Linked DNA regions of Homo sapiens: region 2 is linked to region 1. A link is a loop called in an ENCODE intact Hi-C map of the cell type or tissue named here. Cell type or tissue: pancreas. All regions are shown on one strand. Each heading gives the region's core, and the rest is flanking DNA. Links, peaks and the distances in the headings are about the cores only.

Region 1 (10,346 bases), core at 1,135-9,134:
GGTCGACGGTAGATGTGGTGATTGGGAGCTGAAAAGGATTTTTCTTCCGTATTCAGACATAATAGACATGATGCAAACTAAAGTACAGAACAAGAAAAGGCAAGTGGCTTTCTTCATTTTATTGATGCTTTGGGGAGAGGTGGGTTCTGAATCGATTCAGTATTCCGTATTGGAGGAGACAGAAAGTGGCACGTTTGTGGCCAACTTGACAAAGGACCTGGGACTGAGGGTGGGGGAGCTGGCTTCGCGGGGCGCTCGGGTTGTTTTCAAAGGGAACAGACAACATTTGCAGTTTGATCCACAGACCCATGATTTACTGCTAAATGAAAAACTGGACCGGGAGGAGCTGTGTGGCTCCACTGAGCCGTGTGTGCTACCTTTCCAAGTGTTACTGGAAAACCCCTTGCAGTTTTTTCAGGCTTCCTTGCGAGTCAGAGATATAAATGACCACGCCCCGGAATTCCCTGCCAGAGAAATGCTCCTGAAAATATCAGAAATTACTATGCCAGGAAAGATATTTCCTTTGAAAATGGCACACGATTTAGACACCGGCAGCAACGGCCTTCAGAGGTACACAATCAGCTCCAACCCTCACTTCCACGTTCTCACCCGCAATCGCAGCGAAGGCAGGAAGTTCCCGGAGCTGGTGCTAGACAAACCGTTGGACCGCGAGGAGCAGCCCCAACTCAGGCTAACGCTGATCGCGCTGGATGGCGGGTCTCCGCCCCGGTCAGGGACCTCCGAGATTCAGATCCAGGTTTTGGACATCAATGACAACGTCCCCGAGTTTGCTCAGGAGCTCTATGAAGCACAAGTCCCTGAGAACAACCCCCTCGGCTCTCTGGTTATTACCGTCTCAGCCAGAGATTTAGATGCAGGATCGTTTGGGAAGGTATCTTACGCCCTGTTTCAAGTCGATGACGTCAACCAACCCTTCGAAATAAACGCAATCACAGGAGAAATTCGGCTGAGAAAGGCTTTGGATTTTGAGGAAATTCAGTCTTATGACGTGGATGTTGAGGCTACAGATGGTGGAGGCCTATCAGGAAAATGCTCTTTAGTCGTCAGGGTCCTGGACGTGAATGACAATGCCCCTGAACTCACCATGTCGTTCTTCATCAGCCTCATCCCAGAAAACTTACCAGAGATCACAGTGGCAGTTTTCAGTGTTTCAGATGCAGACTCTGGACATAACCAACAGGTTATTTGTTCAATAGAGAACAATCTCCCCTTTCTACTAAGACCTTCCGTGGAGAATTTCTACACCCTGGTAACAGAAGGCGCGCTGGACAGAGAGAGCAGAGCCGAGTACAACATCACTATCACGGTCACTGATTTGGGGACACCAAGGCTGAAAACCCAGCAGAGCATAACTGTGCAGGTCTCCGACGTCAATGACAACGCCCCCGCCTTCACCCAAACCTCCTACACCCTGTTCGTCCGCGAGAACAACAGCCCCGCCCTGCACATCGGCAGCGTCAGCGCCACAGACAGAGACTCAGGCATCAACGCCCAGGTCACCTACTCGCTGCTGCCGCCCCAGGACCCGCACCTGCCCCTCTCTTCCCTGGTCTCCATCAACGCGGACAACGGCCACCTGTTTGCCCTCAGGTCGCTGGACTACGAGGCCCTGCAGTCTTTCGAGTTCCGCGTGGGCGCCACAGACCGCGGCTCCCCGGCGTTGAGCAGCGAGGCGCTGGTGCGCTTGCTGGTGCTGGACGCCAACGACAACTCGCCCTTCGTGTTGTACCCGCTGCAGAACGGCTCCGCGCCCTGCACCGAGCTGGTGCCCCGGGCGGCCGAGCCGGGCTACCTGGTGACCAAGGTGGTGGCGGTGGACGGCGACTCGGGCCAGAACGCCTGGCTGTCGTACCAGCTGCTCAAGGCCACGGAGCTCGGTCTGTTCGGCGTGTGGGCGCACAATGGCGAGGTGCGCACCGCCAGGCTGCTGAGCGAGCGAGACGCAGCCAAGCACAGGCTGGTGGTGCTTGTCAAGGACAATGGCGAGCCTCCGCGCTCGGCCACCGCCACGCTGCACGTGCTCCTGGTGGACGGCTTCTCCCAGCCCTACCTGCCTCTCCCTGAGGCGGCCCCGGCCCAAGCCCAGGCCGACTCTCTCACCGTCTACCTGGTGGTGGCGTTGGCCTCGGTGTCGTCGCTCTTCCTCTTTTCGGTGCTCCTGTTCGTGGCGGTGCGGCTGTGCAGGAGGAGCAGGGCGGCCTCGGTGGGTCGCTACTCGGTGCCCGAGGGTCCCTTTCCAGGGCATCTGGTGGATGTGAGCGGCACCGGGACCCTATCCCAGAGCTACCAGTACAAGGTGTGTCTGACGGGAGGCTCAGAAACAAATGAGTTCAAGTTCCTGAAGCCGATTATGCCCAACTTCCCTCCTCAGGGCACTGAGAGAGAAATGGAAGAAACCCCCACCTCTCGGAATAGCTTCCCGTTCAGTTAAGTGTGGGATTATTTTACTAAATCTTACTTATGTTTGGAGATCTCTTTTAACTTAAAGTTACATGGTCTGTTTCTTGTTTATTTTACCTCTATTCTTTAGGTTGAAATTTTATATAAAGTAAGATACTGGTATCTTAGTATTTCCTGTTCATGCTTAGTAGTTTATTACTTCACTTGAGGGTACTTGACAATATGAACAAAAAGTAAATTTTTATTTGCATAATTTTAAGCTTTTGAAATTAAATTATCTATTCTTCCCCCCCCCAAAAAAAAGTATTGTAAATCCTTAAGTAAAATTGTATTTCTAGCTATTGGTAAGAGTTGTTTCACTATTGCTATGTAGGACTGTTTAAAATGTGAGTATCTGATATTATTTAATCCTCCAATGTCTCATTTTGCAGTAACTCCTACAGTGTGTAACACTAAAAATAAGAACTAATGATGGCTAAACACTAAAGTAGCCATTCATACTTATGCATATTTTAGTATCCCATAATAGTCAATCCAAAATTTTTGTGACTATAGACTTTACTGAAGTGTCAACACATTAGTTTGTGAGCCTCATGTAAGAACATGATGGTCTTTTTTTAAAAAAAAAGTCGTGCCAATTATAAGTGCTTAATAAATATTTGCTGAATGTTACTAACATTCTAGTATTGATTTTTTAAAAAAACTATTGTATCTACAGCGAAATGCTAATATCCTCTCTACAATAAAATATCCTTACCAATGAGTGAAAGTATGAAATATCACTTCTTAGTCAAATCACTGTTGCTTTCCTTCAAAACAGAAAACAGCTTTGACTCTTCTACTCACCCTACACACCGCTACAGAAAATAAAATGCTTAACAGCATATTTTATCTTTTTTTCTTTGTCTCACAATTTGAAAGTTGAAAGATTTCAAATTATATTTGCCAAACTCCTCCTCTCACTTTCTCAAGATGTTTGATATCTACCAAGATCTAAGTAAGGTATTAGTGGCAGGTTATTCGGTAACATCAGATTTTCCCTTCTAGTGTTGTGTAAGCATCATTTGCTTGTATTAACCATTACACCATTTACCTTCACAGTTTAGCCCATATCTAGTCTTATTTGTGTCAGCTGTATTTGTGATATTTCATTTAAAAATCCCTCTTTCAACTTTCTATCAAAGGCAAGCAATGTATATTAAAATAACAATTCAGTGACTATTTTATTTTATTTTGAGACGGAGTTTTGCTCTTGTTGCCCAGGTTGGACTGTAATGGTGCGATCTTCGCTCACTGCAACCTCCGCCTCCCTGGTTCAAGTGATTCTCCTGCCTCAGCCTCCTTAGTAACTAAGATTACAGGCGCATGCCACCAAACCCAGCTAATTTTTGTATTTTTAGGAGAGACAGGGTTTCACCATCTTGACCAGGCTGGTCTCGAATTCCTGACCTCATGATCCACCCGCCTCAGCCTCCCAAAGCGCTGGGATTACAGGTGTGAGCCACCACACCTGGCTGACTATTTTATTTTTATCCTTAATTGAAGTGGAACTGGGCTGAACTAAATTACATTTGACTGTGTTTTGTGTCCAGATAAGTGAACTGACTGTCATGGATGATTACCAACTGATTAAATGAGTGTGGGGAACATTTACTATTTTGTGTTCTCAGATATATACCCTATTCTCCTTAGAACAGCATTCTTCCTTGGTGAGATTCCTTCTTCCATTGTTCTCACTCCAGTCACTTGGCTTTAGTTGGAGCAGTAGTGTTTTTCAATATCCCCATCCCCCTAATCCTAGAGAATGTACACTGGGGTAGTATACTGTCCAATGCAGACAGGTCAATACCCTTCCCCAGACAGTGTATTTTTGACTTTGTCAACTTTGTTGTCTTCTTTACATCTGTAGAAAAGACATTGCCTAGATTCTGAGCTTATATTGATTTTTTTTTTTTTTTTTTGAGACAGAGTCTTGCTCTGTCACCCGGGCTGAAATGCAGTGGCACAATCTCAGCTCACTGCAACATCCACCTCCCAGGTTCAAGTGATTCTTCTGCCTCAGCCTCCTGAGTAGCTGGGACTACAGGTGTGCACCACCACACCCAATTAATTTTTATATTTTTAGTAGAAACGAGGTTTCACCATATTGGCCAGGCTGGTCTCAAACTCTTGGCCTCCAGTGATCCACCCACCTCAGCCTCCCAAAGTGCTGGGATTACAGGCGTGAGCCACCACACCTGGCCTATATTGATTTTTAATAAGACAAACCACCATTTTCTCTAAATTTCACTGGGCATTGCACATAATAAATTTATGAAGGAAAAAAAGTCCTAAATGGTGGCCAGGTATGGTAGCTCAAGCCTGTAATCCCAGCACTTTGGGAGGCCGAGGCAGGCAGATCACTTGAGGCCAGGAGTTCAAGACCATCCTGGCCAATATGGTGAAATGTCATGTCTACTAAAACTACAAAAATTAGCCTGGTGTGGTAGCACGCACCTGTAGTCCTAGCTTCTCAGGAGGCTGAGTCAGGAGAATCGCTTGAACCTGGGAGGTAGAGGTTGCAGTGGGCCAAGATTGAGGCCACTGCACTCCAGCCTGGGCAACAGAGTGAGACCACGTCTCAAAAAAAAAAAACAAAAAATTCCCAATGGTTATGTAGACCAGAGACTAACAAGAAACAATATTTTTATTTTCTTTCGGGAGTTACAGGCACATTACAATATGAGAATGAAACTAGATTTTGAAAGTTCATGATTTCTTCCAGTACAATAGAACAAATTAGCATTTTTGTAATAGAATGTAAATTCCCCAAGAGCAAGAATTTTTATGTTTCATTTACTGTATTATCCCAGGAAGCTACATGAATGTCCCTACAGGTAAATACTTGTTAATAAATGAATTTGCCTGGAGCAGAGTTTTGTGTACTGAACCTGCACCTTTATAAGGAAGATGAATATAGATACAGACATTACTTTTGCTGTAACAACCATTCTTAGCTACCTGAACAAGGCCTCATAATAGCCGGGGGAAAAGGGAGTATATAACAGGCTATGACCTAAAAGGCCTGCTATATGTTTTAGCTATTACAGTATACAGTGTGCTTTGAAATGAAAATTATCTGAAGTTGTAAAGCAGAACGCTTGGTGGCGCTGCAGGCTGAGTGAAAAACTGCAGAATCAGTGTCTCCTTAAAAGCTGTGCGGGTTTTCTGGCAGCTCCAAAAGGAAACACTTTTTCACTACTGGGGATAGGTTTCAGAGAGGCAGCCATCCCATGTCGGTCAATGTTAAAAAGAACTAACTCAAGATATTTAAATCAAGATAGCTGAGTTGGCTGTAAAGCAATTATTTTGTGATTAAATACTGCATCTTTTGGACCCTGAGGAATGATGGAGACGCCGCTCCCCAAAGCACCAGAGAAAAGGCAAGTGACCGCCATTATTTTCTTATTACTACTGTGGGAGGCGGGCAGCGCTACGATTAAGTATTCAGTTCTAGAAGAGAGGGACAGCGGCTCTTTTGTGGCCAACTTAGCAAAAGATCTGGGGCTGGGTGTAGGGGAACTGGCCGCGAGAGGCGCCCGGATTCTTTCCAAAGGGAACAAACAGTATTTGCAGCTCGAACGGAAGAGTGGGAATTTGCTCCTAAAAGAAAAATTGGACCGGGAAGAGTTGTGCGGTGACATAGATCCATGTATACTACATTTCCAGATGTTACTGAAAAATCCGGTGCAGTTTATTCAAGGTGAACTACAGCTCCAAGATGTAAATGACCATGCCCCAGAATTCTTGGAAAATGAAATCCTCCTGAAAATCTCCGAAGGCAGCCATCCAGGGACTTCATTTCCTTTGAAAATAGCTCAAGATTTGGACGTAGGTAGCAACACAGTTCAGAACTACTCAATTAGCACCAACTCCTATTTCCACCTTTTCACTCGCAATCACAGCGACGGCAAGAAATACCCAGAGCTCGTGCTGGATCAAGCGCTGGACCGCGAGGAGCAGCCCCAGCTCAGGTTAACCCTCACAGCGCTGGATGGTGGGTCACCGCCCAGAACTGGGACTTCCCAGGTTCTCATAGTGATTGTAGATATCAATGACAACGTCCCTGAATTTGCTCAGCGGCGCTACGAGGTGCAGGTCCCAGAGAACACCCCTATAGGTTCCCTTGTCATCACCGTCTCTGCCAGGGATTTAGATGCTGGGACCCACGGGGAGCTCTCCTATTCATTTTTTCAATACTCCAATCAAATCATTCAGGCCTTTGAAATAAACTCAATCACGGGAGAAATTAGATTTAAAAAGGCGTTGGATTTTGAGGAAATTCAATCTTATCACATGGAAGTTGAGGCCTCAGACGGTGGGGGTCTTTCAGGAAAATGCACCGTAGCCATAGAGGTAATGGATATAAACGACAACGCACCGGAACTTACTATGTCCTTACTTATCAGTGATATCCTAGAAAACTCCCCAGAAACAGTGGTCGCTGTTTTCGGAATTTCGGATCCGGACTCCGGGAACAATGGAAAAATGATGTGTTCCATCCAAGACCATCTCCCTTTCCTTCTAAAACCTACCTTAGAAAATTTCTACACTTTGTTAACAGAAGGAGCGCTAGACAGAGAGAGCAGGGCCGAGTACAACATCACCATTACTGTCACAGACTTGGGGACACCCAGGCTGAAAACCGAGTACAACATAACCCTGCGGGTCTCCGACGTCAATGACAACGCCCCCGCCTTCACCCAAACCTCCTACACCCTGTTCGTCCGCGAGAACAACAGCCCCGCCCTGCACATCGGCAGTGTCAGCGCCACAGACAGAGACTCAGGCACCAACGCTCAGGTCACCTACTCGCTGCTGCCGCCCCAGAACCCGCACCTGCCCCTCGCCTCCCTGGTCTCCATCAACACAGACAACGGCCACCTGTTTGCCCTCAGGTCGCTGGACTACGAGGCCCTGCAGGAGTTCGAGTTCCGCGTGGGCGCCTCAGACCGCGGTTCTCCGGCTTTGAGCAGCGAGGCGCTGGTGCGCGTGCTGGTGTGCTGGACGCCAACGACAACTCGCCCTTCGTGCTGTACCCGCTGCAGAACGGCTCCGCGCCCTGCACCGAGCTGGTGCCCCGGGCGGCCGAGCCGGGCTACCTGGTGACCAAGGTGGTGGCGGTGGACGGTGACTCGGGCCAGAACGCCTGGCTGTCGTACCAGCTGCTCAAGGCCACGGAGCCCGGGCTATTCGGCGTGTGGGCGCACAATGGCGAGGTGCGCACCGCCAGGCTGCTGAGCGAGCGCGACGCGGCCAAGCACAGGCTGGTGGTGCTGGTCAAGGACAATGGCGAGCCTCCGCGCTCGGCCACCGCCACGCTGCACGTGCTCCTGGTGGACGGCTTCTCCCAGCCCTACCTGCCTCTCCCTGAGGCGGCCCCGGCCCAGGCCCAGGCCGACTCGCTCACCGTCTACCTGGTGGTGGCGTTGGCTTCGGTGTCTTCGCTCTTCCTCTTCTCGGTGCTCCTGTTCGTGGCGGTGCGGCTGTGCAGAAGGAGCAGGGCGGCCTCGGTGGGTCGCTACTCGGTGCCCGAGGGCCCCTTTCCAGGGCATCTGGTGGACGTGAGTGGCACCAGGACCCTGTCCCAGAATTATCAGTATGAAGTTTACCTGGCAGAAAGCTCTGAGAGCCAGTTAAAGTTTCTTAAACCGGTACTTCCCAACTTCTTGGGTGAAGGGACTGGTGGGGACAGCGAGGCAAACTCCAACTCTAGGAATCATTTTGGGTTCAATTAGGAATCTGACAACAGGTCGTGATAAATCATAGAATTCACTATTCATCTGTAAGTTCCCAATTCTCTCATTCGCGTAGAGTCACATATTCACACATTAGTAATGGCTGTCATATTTATAGCTATTTCAACCTGCTGGACTATTTTCCATTCCCTTTAATTTTTGTTGTGGTGGTTGTCAGCTATGTTAGTTACAGCATGTGCACACAATAGCAGAGAAATGGTGTTTCCTATGGTTGTTGTTTTTGTTTGGTCAGATTTTGGAACTCACAGGTGTTTTCAGGTTCCCAGTATTTGAACTTGTTCATTGATATGTTATGATTAAGAGAATAGTGTTTCAAACTTTCTGGTTATCATCAGCATGACTCTAAGTCTATCGTAAATCACAGCTTTTAGCCTAAAAAATAATTTTCATTTATGCAAAAATTTTAGTAATCTTGTAAATTGTTGCACTTCTGTTGTGTTGTTTCAAAAACACTACTCTTCCCTCAAATGAACCAATATTTTACCTAGGTGATGTTTTCTCTCCTGAATTTCTTTTTTCAAAATTGATATTTATAGACCATCGGCTGTTATTCTAAAGGATTCAACTCCTGTTACATGAAAGAATAATAGAAAAAAGGTTGGTTGACTTGTGATTGCTTTTTTTTTAATAATAAATGGCTTTGGTATGTAAATAATGATTCTCCTTCTTTTAAAATAATATATAGCAGTGGCTCACACCTGTAATCCTAGCACTTTGGGAGGCCAAGGTGGGCGGATCACCTGAGGTCAGGAGTTCGAGACCAGCCTGGCCAACATGTTGAAACCCCATCTCTACTAAAAAATACAAAAATCAGCTGGGCGTGGTGACAAGTGCCTGTAATCCCAGTTACTTGGGAGGCTGAGGCAGGAGAATCCCTTGTGCCTCGGAGGCGGAGGTTGCAGTGAGCTGAGATCATGCCACTGCAATCCAGCCTGGGTGACAGAGAGAGACTCCATCTCAAAAATAAATAAATAAATAAAAATAAAATATAATCATATGATTCAAACATACAGTAAGTACAAAAGAGAAAGCAAATTAACATCATTATTCCACCATCAGAACTAATTTCATTAAGTCAACATCATTCTAAAATATTTCAATGAATGTATATAAGAATAAAGTAATAGATGAAAATAATTTTATAAAATGGATCTATAATAAATTGATAGCTTCTGATAAAAATGATTAGATTGAATACAATAAAACGAAGTGTGAAACTATAGAACTTGCTTAAGCTTTGATAAGTAGTCCCTATAAAGGTTAAAAAGCAAGATTAGATGCATATTAAGACATTAGCATTACTTAACTGCCTGCTTAAAAATGAGCAAATAAACATTTTATACCCGTTCTTTCTTAAACTTACTTATCCTTTTTGTATTAAATATATATTACCTTATCAATATTTATAACATTTACAATGTATTTTGAAAGAATACTTGCCATAATTGTTTATGCATTTCATATTTTTTTTAGACGGAGTTTCACTCTTGTTGCCCAGGCTGGAGTGCAGTGGCGTGATCTCGGCTCATTGCAGCCTCCACCTCCCGGGTTCAAGCGATTCTCCTGCCTCAGCCTCACAAGTACCTGGGATGACAGGCGTGCGCCACCATGCCTGGCTAATGCTGTATTTTTAGTAGAGATGGGGTTTCACCATGTTGGTCAGGCTGGTCTCGAACTCCTGACCTCAGGTGATCCACCTGCCTCGGGCTCCCAAAGTGCTGGGATTACAGGTGTGAGCCACTGCACCTGGCCAGCATTTCATATTTTTTAAATTTTAATTTAAAAGTTTTTTCCAATTTTATTCAAGTCTGACTGCCCAGGGTAACCACTTTTGATGCTCTTATGTGTTTTCCCATATTTACTTCCCTATTTTTAAAAATCACATATGCTTATAAAGTGCTTTTTCTCAAATCCCAGTTTTAGATATCCAGTTTTTAAGGGGTACACACACAGACGCACACACAACTCGGACATTTCCTCTACCTAGCAATATCAAAATTCTGTTTAGATAATGTTTATATAATTGTCACCATAAAAATGTTACTTACACCTAAGCCTGAAGAGTAAAAACAAAAAGCCTCTTTTTTTACCTTTAAGGTCATAATTGCCTTCTTTTTCAACTACTTT
Region 2 (9,783 bases), core at 710-8,709, 230 kb after region 1:
TGGCAATTGTCAAAGGGGAAGGAGTAAAATCTCAGAGGAGAAACATTGGAAGATACCTATATCTTTGCTTGAGAATGAAAATCTAAATGGAACTTCAAAGAACTGTTTTGTTGTTTGTTTTTTAGAAAAAAAAGTCCCAAAAAAGAAAAGAGAGAAGATAATCAATTCGATGCCCAGGAAGCCAAATAGACTTTACATAGAATTCTTTTTAATGCAACCAAACAAATGGTCAGGATTCTTCCCAATATCTCAGTCAACAATAATATACACTCTTTAAACTATGAAATGATTTCAATTTGATACAATGAGCTTATGTTAGATTTTATTAAACATATCTTGGCGGTCTAGTAAAGATCTTTAATATTTAATTTTATGATGTTCGATAACTTAGAAAATGTGAATGCTAGAGACAATGAAGCCATTTACTCCATAGGGTATGTATGCTTTGTGTTCGGAGTAGTCTATAATTTAATTTAACTAGCTCTTATTTCCTTTTCTCCAAAGAAGGTACCAAGACACTATAAATTAATTGAGACTTTTTTAAAACAGTAGAATAAGAAACAAATGTGAGATGAAACTATGAATTTTGAGGCATCAGGTAAAAATGGATCAAGACATTGAGAGCTATAACCTCCAAACATGAAAGTTTGTTTGAAAATATCTACAAGTGCTTACATTGTTTAATAATCATACACTTTGCTTGCCTCAACAAGAAGTTCAAAAGTACTATTAAACAAATAGAATTTAACTCCAGTTTACAGAATTCATCTATAATACCTCTATTAGTTCCTTTAAACAAAATTTATCTACTTTGTGAATGCAAAGATAACTATGGATTATTTTGATAGATCAAAACAGAATGTCCTTCAAAGTGTTCCCTGTATTCTGGAGCAATGCCACCAGAAAGCAGAAATAGGTTACTTAGGAGCCTCCCACAAAACGAAGTTAAGCTTTCTTAGTGTTAGTTCTGGATTCTCCTCCTGGTTCCACCAACTACTCTCCAGGACCTAGAAGAATTTACAAACCAAGACTGTTTCTTGCCAGGTCTTTATTCCAGAGCAGGTCATTCTCTTTTATTCTGCAACTATGTGAAAGGAGCTTTCTTTTCTTTCTGCTAGCAGAGGGTAGCCTCGGATCCATCAATAATTTAGTTTTACTCTATCAACATCAGTGGAGAGACGAGTACCTCTAAGGATCCTGTCAGGACAGTCCTGCATTTTGCTCAAATGCTGTCTAGAGATCCCTGTTTTCTCAATTACACTAGAATAGAGTAGGATGAAGATTTGAATTGCATACTAGGATGAAGACTTGAATTGAATTGCATAATGAAAAGAATCAGCCAATCCATTATCCAGTTTCTTATGAATTCACAGCCCAGTAGGATCTCTGCAGATTTCTGCCTTCTGTAGAAAATGGGTTGCTTCTATAGCTGATTGCTGCAGCCAAGACAAACAACGATTTCTTTCTTTTTTTCTCACAAGACTGGGAGTGAGAATATTTGGATTCCGACATTGTTCTACTACTATATAATCAATAATCAGGAACAAGGCAAGGCAATTCCCTCTTTCTTTCTTTCTTTCTTTCTTCTTCTTTTTTTTTTTTTTTTTTTTTTGGCAGAGTTTTGCTCTTGTTGTCCAGGCTGGAGTGCAATGGTGTGATCTCGGCTCACCACAACCTCCACCTCCCGGGTTCAAGCGATTTTCCTGCCTCAGCCTCCTGAGTAGCTGGGATTACAGGCGCGCGCCACCACGCCCGGATAATTTTGTATTTTTAGTAGAGACGGGGTTTCTCCATGTTGGTCAGGCTGGTCTCAAGCTCCCGACCTCAGGTGATCCGCCCGCCTCGGCCTCACAAAGTGTGGGATTACAGGCGTGAGCAACAGCACCTGGCCCCCCCTCTCATTTTTTAAACGGTTAAAATGAAGGTGTTAGACCGTCTCTAAGGTTCTATACAATCAAAAATTTATTAAAATAGGTCTATATATTTTACAACAATTTTGACTTTCTGAATCTTGCATCATGGTGTCTAGAACATATGTGTTCAATTAATACTGAATTAATTAAAATTTATATACACTGATGTAAATATTTTCTAAGTAAAATCTTTCATATGTATTTAAATAAAATTTACCTTTTTGCCTTCAATAACTGATTTTCCCATGTGCAATAACGTGTGAGTCAGTGCCCAAAAGAGTCACTTGAAAGTTGCAAGGCAAAGCAGTTTTTTAAAAATTATCTAAGATTATCAAACACCGGTCCATGAACACTGTTGCATTAATTCAGTGTCTTAAAATGGATTTTTAATTATCAGGGATATCTAGAGCAAAGAAATCTAACAGGGAAATTTTGAAAGATGAAACAATTTTCTATGAAATCAGTGTATTGTGTGCATCAATGTGGTGCAGTAACTTAGTAAGGACTCACAGCGCCGCTGTTCACCAACCAGGGAAAAATGGTGCGAGAGATCCCACAGAAACCACCGAGTTTTACAGCACAGAGAAACGACAGATTGCGATAAGCCCTCTTCCAGGCTGCACTAAACTCAAGCCTCTATCCTGCTGGATTCTGAGCTCCCCTTCCTAAGACAGAGGGGTCCACCCGGATACACCCGCATTCTGAAGCACTTCCCGAGATCGGCGCCTAAGCAAGAGAAGCAGGACGACTATGGCGGCTCAGCCGAGGGGCGGGGACTACAGAGGATTCTTCCTGCTCTCCATCCTCCTGGGGACCCCCTGGGAAGCCTGGGCAGGACGTATTCTCTACTCCGTGTCGGAGGAGACGGACAAAGGGTCCTTTGTGGGAGACATCGCCAAGGACCTGGGGCTGGAGCCCCGGGAGCTGGCGGAGCGCGGAGTCCGCATCATCTCCAGAGGTAGGACGCAGCTTTTCGCCCTGAACCAGCGCAGCGGCAGCTTGGTCACTGCGGGCAGGATAGACCGGGAAGAGATCTGCGCTCAGAGTGCGCGGTGTCTGGTAAACTTTAACATCCTGATGGAAGATAAAATGAATCTTTACCCTATAGACGTGGAAATAATAGATATTAATGACAACGTTCCAAGATTCTTGACGGAAGAAATAAATGTAAAAATAATGGAGAATACAGCTCCTGGGGTTCGGTTTCCGTTAAGCGAGGCTGGGGATCCAGATGTGGGCACGAACTCCCTCCAGAGTTACCAGCTCAGCCCCAATCGCCACTTCTCCCTGGCTGTGCAAAGTGGAGACGATGAAACTAAGTACCCGGAACTGGTGCTGGAGCGGGTGCTGGACCGGGAGGAAGAGCGGGTTCACCACCTGGTCCTCACAGCCTCTGATGGCGGCGACCCGCCCCGATCCAGCACCGCCCACATCCAGGTGACAGTGGTGGATGTGAATGACCACACGCCTGTCTTCTCTCTGCCTCAGTACCAAGTAACTGTCCCCGAGAATGTGCCAGTGGGTACAAGACTGCTCACGGTACATGCTATCGACCTGGACGAGGGAGTCAATGGGGAAGTGACATATTCTTTTCGGAAAATAACTCCTAAACTTCCAAAGATGTTTCATCTGAACTCGCTTACAGGAGAAATATCAACTTTAGAAGGATTAGATTATGAAGAAACTGCCTTCTATGAAATGGAGGTTCAGGCTCAAGATGGTCCTGGTAGTCTGACAAAGGCAAAAGTACTGATCACAGTTTTAGATGTAAATGATAATGCTCCAGAAGTGACTATGACGTCTTTAAGTAGCTCAATCCCTGAAGACACACCTCTTGGGACAGTCATTGCTCTTTTCTACCTACAAGACAGAGATTCTGGAAAGAATGGTGAGGTGACCTGCACCATTCCAGAAAACCTACCTTTTAAATTAGAAAAATCAATAGATAATTATTATAGATTGGTCACAACCAAAAACTTGGACCGGGAAACACTCTCTTTGTATAACATCACACTGAAAGCCACAGATGGTGGAACTCCTCCCTTGTCCAGGGAAACTCACATATTCATGCAGGTGGCAGACACCAACGATAACCCACCCACCTTCCCCCACTCATCCTACTCAGTCTACATCGCTGAGAACAACCCCAGAGGGGCCTCCATTTTCTTAGTGACTGCACAGGACCACGACAGTGAGGATAATGCCCAGATCACTTATTCCTTGGCCGAAGACACCATCCAGGGGGCTCCAGTGTCCTCCTATGTCTCCATAAACTCTGACACTGGAGTCCTGTACGCGCTGCAATCCTTTGATTATGAGCAGTTGAGAGAACTACAACTAAGAGTGACTGCACATGACAGCGGGGACCCGCCTCTCAGCAGCAACATGTCACTGAGCCTGTTCGTGCTGGACCAGAATGACAACCCGCCCGAGATCCTGTACCCGGCCCTCCCCACAGATGGTTCTACTGGCATGGAGCTGGCACCCCGCTCCGCAGAGCCCGGCTACCTGGTGACCAAGGTGGTGGCGGTGGACAAAGATTCAGGCCAGAACGCCTGGCTGTCATACCTCCTGCTTAAGGCCAGCGAGCCAGGACTCTTTGCGGTTGGGCTGTACACGGGCGAGGTGCGCACGGCTCGGGCCCTGCTGGACAGAGATGCCCTCAAGCAGAGCCTCGTGGTGGCCGTCCAGGACCACGGTCAGCCTCCTCTGTCAGCCACCGTCACACTCACCGTGGCTGTGGCTGACAGCATCCCCGAAGTCTTGGCCGACCTGGGCAGCCTTGAGCCCTCCGACGGTCCTTACAACTATGACCTCACGTTGTACCTGGTGGTGGCGGTGGCCACAGTCTCCTGCGTCTTCCTAGCCTTCGTCCTCGTACTGCTGGCGCTCAGGCTGCGGCGCTGGCACAAGTCACGCCTGCTGCAGGCTTCAGAAGGTGGCTTGGCGAACGTGCCCACCTCGCACTTTGTGGGCATGGACGGGGTGCAGGCTTTCCTGCAGACCTATTCCCATGAGGTCTCCCTCACCGCGGACTCTCGGAAGAGTCACCTGATCTTCCCCCAGCCCAACTATGTAGACATGCTCATCAGCCAGGAGAGCTGTGAGAAAAATGATTCTTTGCTAACATCCGTAGATTTTCAGGAATGTAAAGAAAACCTGCCAAGTATTCAGGTGAGCCCAGCCCTTCCTTTATTTCCATGAGGAATTTATTTGCATGATATTTCTCTATTATTTTGCAAAACAAATGTTTTGAAAATAGGGATTTAAAAAACTTTATAGAGGTAAAAATGAGTTTACCAGTTTCCTTCAGTGGTGACACTTTAATATAGAACACATAGGATATAGTATTTCTTTAGTGAAAGCCTATGGACAAGATTATGAATATGTGGACTATCACATTTTATAATTTCCACCTACTTTCCAATCTATGTTCCAACCTACTTTCTTAACTCATATATTTTATACATTGGAATGAATCGAGTCTTTCATATTGCACAAGGTTAGCAGGAATAAAACACACCTCAGCTGTCTTCTCAGGATTCTCTTTAGCATTCAAATATGTAAAAGGTTCTGAAAGATTTCTTCCATGTGAAGATTTTTTTCTGTGGCTGATTCTGCCTCCATGTACCTCAGCTTGGTGGTCCTAAAAAATCTTGATTGCTTCTTGACCTATTTACAGTATAATCATTTATTAATGGGGTGGTAGTAGAAGGTTGGATTTATGCCTAAAGAATGAAATGTGTGTGTATCACACTTCACTAAGATCTATATCAAAGACAGACATCAAGTCTAATGCCACACTAAAGGCCATCGGACAAAACCAATAAAATATGTCAAATAAAATGTCATTTTAAGTGTTGTAATTGGCATTTGTGACATAGGCAATTACATGTTTTAACAGAGAATTCCAGTATGTTGTTTTAGTGGTACAGCCAGATGAAGTGTGTCTGTGGGCTATCAAAGTGGGAGATTGGGGATACTGGCTTTGTTTCAACTGTCTCACGTACTCAAACCTTAGACCATCTTATGTACACAGATCCTAGACCAGTAGTTGATTTTATTTATTAGGTCTACTGAAAAATTCAGTTGGAAATAACCCAATCTGGGATTAACTACTTCCATATTCTTTTGTATAACATTTTAGTAAAGCTCAGTATATCAAGTGATTGTCATCCAGAAGGGGTGGATGACAAGGTAATCTTGATTCCAGAGACCTTTGAGTATTAATTAAAAACACACTTTTAGCCAGGTATGGTGTTGCAAGCTGTAGCCCACCTGCATGGGAGGCTGAGGCAAGAGGACAGCTTGAACCCAAGAATTGGAGGCCCACCTAGATAATATAACAAGACTCTGTCTCTTCAAAAAAAGACTCTTTTTAGACTAGTGTTGTATTTGGTAGTATTTTGCACATGATAGACTCTGTACAATAGTGTGGGGGATACATTTTTTTTTTTTGACATGGAGTCTCGCTCTGTCACCCAGGCTGGATACATTTTACAAGTTCTGCAGTGTTCACATTTCAGATGTACAATCACTTGGGGTAGAAGACAATGTTGCTGACACCAACAATGTTACTGAGGGAAGATCCTATGGCAGAACTACGGTTATAAGGTATTTTGTAAAAGAAAATCTCCTGACCAAAATTTATTAGATGCATAAAATTGTTTTTAAGCAATGGAGAGACATAATCACTAAACTCAGTGAGCTATTGCAATCAAACTTTCCAGGGATTGTTTCCTTCAATTCAGAGGTCACCAAGGAATGTAAAATAAGTGCAGAGGTAGGAAGCAGTGCTTCAGTGCAGCAGATCTCAGTGACTTTGTGTTTTGAGGCTATGTATTATCCCCCTGATAACTTTGAAGATGAATGTTGTATTTCATAACCAGTAAAATAATTGTGTAATGAGGAGAGGAGTAGGCTACTGCCTGTGATCATCGAAATGAGAATCACATAATATTCCTGTAATGAAATCACTGAAACTATTGGGAAGGGGGTGTATTTGAAGATAAGTATAAATTGCACCTTCTAAAAGGCAATTTTGGTATTACTGATACTCTCCGGAAAAAGTTGAAATAAATCAACTTGGAGGTACTTAGAAAAGTGGAGAAAATGTTAGGAACAATGAAAGAAAGATAAAATGTATCCAGTATATTTCTAATGAGTAAGTATGGAAAATTACTGTACTCTGAGACGGTTTAGGCCAAGTCTGTGTTATGGCTATCTTTATATAGATAGTGCATGTTTGAAGATTGGGGAAAGCTTATGTCAATAAATGTTTATGTACTTAATCTACATGATTTGCCTAAAAATCCTCAAAGTTGGGATGAAGGCATTCCTAAGAGTACATTTTTAGACGTCATTAAATATACAGACGTATCCACGTAGTTTTTGTTCTTTCAGTTAGGCACACAATTATAATTATTGCACTGGTTAACTTGAAGCAGCAGAGGCTGTAGTTTCCTAGTGCTGACTCTGGGCGCCGCTGTTGGCCAAAGTGGAGAGCTTGGCGCTCCAGATCTCCTCGCGCAGCCGCAGCGCGCTTTCCAGGGCAGCCCCAGCTCAGACTCCCCAGCGCCAGCCTTTACACCGCTTCCTCCTCGGAAAAAGAAGAATTTTTTCTTGAACTGGAACTGCAACTAAAGTCCGTTCGGAGATCCAAAAATCTGCAATACAGAGGTTATTTGTAACCCGGCGTCTCCAGGCTGGTGAGCAAGCTGAGGAGAGCAAGAGGGATGGGGAGCGGCGCCGGGGAGCTGGGCCGGGCTGAGAGGCTGCCAGTGCTCTTTCTCTTCCTGCTGTCTTTGTTCTGCCCGGCGCTCTGTGAGCAGATCCGCTACAGGATTCCCGAGGAAATGCCCAAGGGCTCCGTAGTGGGGAACCTCGCCACGGACCTGGGGTTCAGCGTCCAGGAGTTACCGACTCGAAAACTGCGCGTCAGTTCGGAGAAGCCTTACTTCACCGTGAGCGCAGAGAGCGGGGAGTTGCTTGTGAGCAGCAGGCTAGACAGGGAGGAGATATGCGGGAAGAAGCCAGCTTGTGCTCTGGAATTTGAGGCTGTTGCTGAAAATCCACTGAACTTTTATCACGTGAATGTGGAGATCGAGGACATTAATGACCACACGCCAAAATTCACGCAAAATTCCTTTGAGCTGCAAATAAGTGAGTCTGCACAGCCTGGCACACGATTTATATTAGGATCTGCCCATGATGCGGATATTGGTAGCAACACACTGCAGAATTACCAACTCAGTCCCAGTGATCATTTCTCACTGATAAATAAAGAGAAATCAGATGGCAGTAAATACCCTGAGATGGTATTGAAGACACCTTTGGACAGAGAAAAGCAGAAATCCTACCACTTGACTTTGACTGCCTTGGACTTTGGAGCTCCACCCCTAAGCAGCACTGCACAGATACACGTTCTAGTGACTGATGCCAATGATAATGCTCCAGTGTTCAGTCAAGACGTATACAGGGTGAGCCTTTCAGAAAACGTGTACCCGGGGACCACGGTGCTACAGGTGACTGCCACGGACCAGGATGAGGGTGTCAATGCCGAGATTACTTTCTCTTTCAGTGAAGCTAGCCAGATCACCCAATTTGACCTGAACTCTAACACCGGGGAAATTACTGTTTTAAATACATTAGATTTTGAAGAAGTCAAAGAATATTCCATAGTTTTGGAAGCAAGGGACGGTGGAGGAATGATTGCGCAATGCACAGTGGAGGTAGAAGTCATAGATGAAAATGACAACGCCCCAGAAGTGATATTCCAGTCTCTACCCAACCTAATTATGGAGGACGCCGAGCTGGGAACACATATTGCTTTGCTCAAAGTCCGTGACAAGGATTCCAGACACAATGGAGAAGTGACTTGTAAATTGGAAGGTGATGTTCCATTTAAAATATTAACTTCTTCAAGAAACACGTATAAATTAGTGACAGATGCTGTTCTAGACCGCGAGCAGAATCCAGAGTACAATATAACCGTTACGGCAACAGATCGGGGCAAGCCTCCCCTCTCCTCCAGTTCCAGCATCACCCTGCACATTGGTGATGTAAATGACAACGCTCCGGTTTTCTCACAGTCTTCCTATATAGTCCACGTGGCCGAGAACAACCCGCCTGGAGCCTCTATTTCACAAGTCAGGGCTTCTGATCCGGACTTGGGGCCCAACGGCCAAGTCTCTTACTGCATCATGGCCAGTGACCTGGAGCAGCGGGAGCTGTCATCCTACGTGTCCATAAGCGCGGAGAGCGGGGTGGTGTTCGCGCAGCGCGCCTTCGACCACGAGCAGCTGCGCGCCTTCGAACTCACACTGCAGGCCCGCGACCAGGGCTCGCCAGCGCTCAGCGCGAACGTGAGCCTGCGCGTGTTAGTGGACGACCGCAACGACAATGCGCCACGGGTGCTGTACCCCGCGCTGGGTCCCGACGGCTCTGCGCTCTTCGATATGGTGCCGCACGCTGCAGAGCCTGGCTACTTGGTGACCAAGGTAGTGGCGGTGGACGCAGACTCAGGACACAACGCCTGGCTGTCCTACCACGTGCTGCAGGCTAGCGAGCCCGGGCTCTTCAGCCTGGGGCTGCGCACGGGCGAAGTGCGCACAGCGCGTGCCTTAGGCGACAGGGACGCCGTCCGCCAGCGCCTTCTGGTCGCCGTGCGTGACGGTGGACAGCCACCACTCTCGGCCACTGCCACGTTGCACCTGGTCTTCGCCGACAGCTTGCAGGAGGTGCTGCCGGATATCACTGACCGCCCCGACCCCTCTGACCTCCAGGCTGAGCTGCAGTTTTACCTAGTGGTGGCCTTGGCCTTGATCTCAGTGCTCTTCCTCGTGGCCATGATTCTGGCCATTGCCTTGCG

What was found. A loop is a pair of places that touch in the nucleus more often than their neighbours do. Peaks named below come from ENCODE experiments on the same cell type or tissue, not always from the same donor. Only the 100,000 strongest peaks of a DNase experiment are listed, where the experiment ranks them.
Region 2: a loop joins it to region 1, with 2.4 times the contacts of the local background. A loop is called at or near these places in 1 of 110 quality-filtered maps.

The regions. Positions count from the first base shown.
Region 1 is chr5:141,150,191-141,160,536 of GRCh38, forward strand. It overlaps PCDHB6 (protocadherin beta 6), which reads left to right. Exons shown (of 1, transcript NM_018939.4): 1 at 1-3,097. The coding sequence starts at 68. The coding sequence ends at 2,452. It also overlaps PCDHB@ and the pseudogene PCDHB17P. Among named protein-coding and RNA genes, the nearest start is that of PCDHB6, 5.3 kb to the left of the region's middle. In pancreas, for the core only: no CTCF peak of the experiment used is centred there; no DNase peak of the experiment used is centred there.
Region 2 is chr5:141,380,237-141,390,019 of GRCh38, forward strand. The region is part of intron 1 of PCDHGA1 (protocadherin gamma subfamily A, 1); the gene reads left to right. The region is part of intron 1 of PCDHGA2 (protocadherin gamma subfamily A, 2); the gene reads left to right. The region is part of intron 1 of PCDHGA3 (protocadherin gamma subfamily A, 3); the gene reads left to right. All of the region lies in intron 1 of PCDHGB1 (protocadherin gamma subfamily B, 1), which reads left to right. It also overlaps PCDHGA4, PCDHGB2, PCDHGA5, PCDHGB3, PCDHGA6 and PCDHGA7, and 2 more genes. In pancreas, for the core only: no CTCF peak of the experiment used is centred there; no DNase peak of the experiment used is centred there; H3K4me3 peaks cover 526 bases.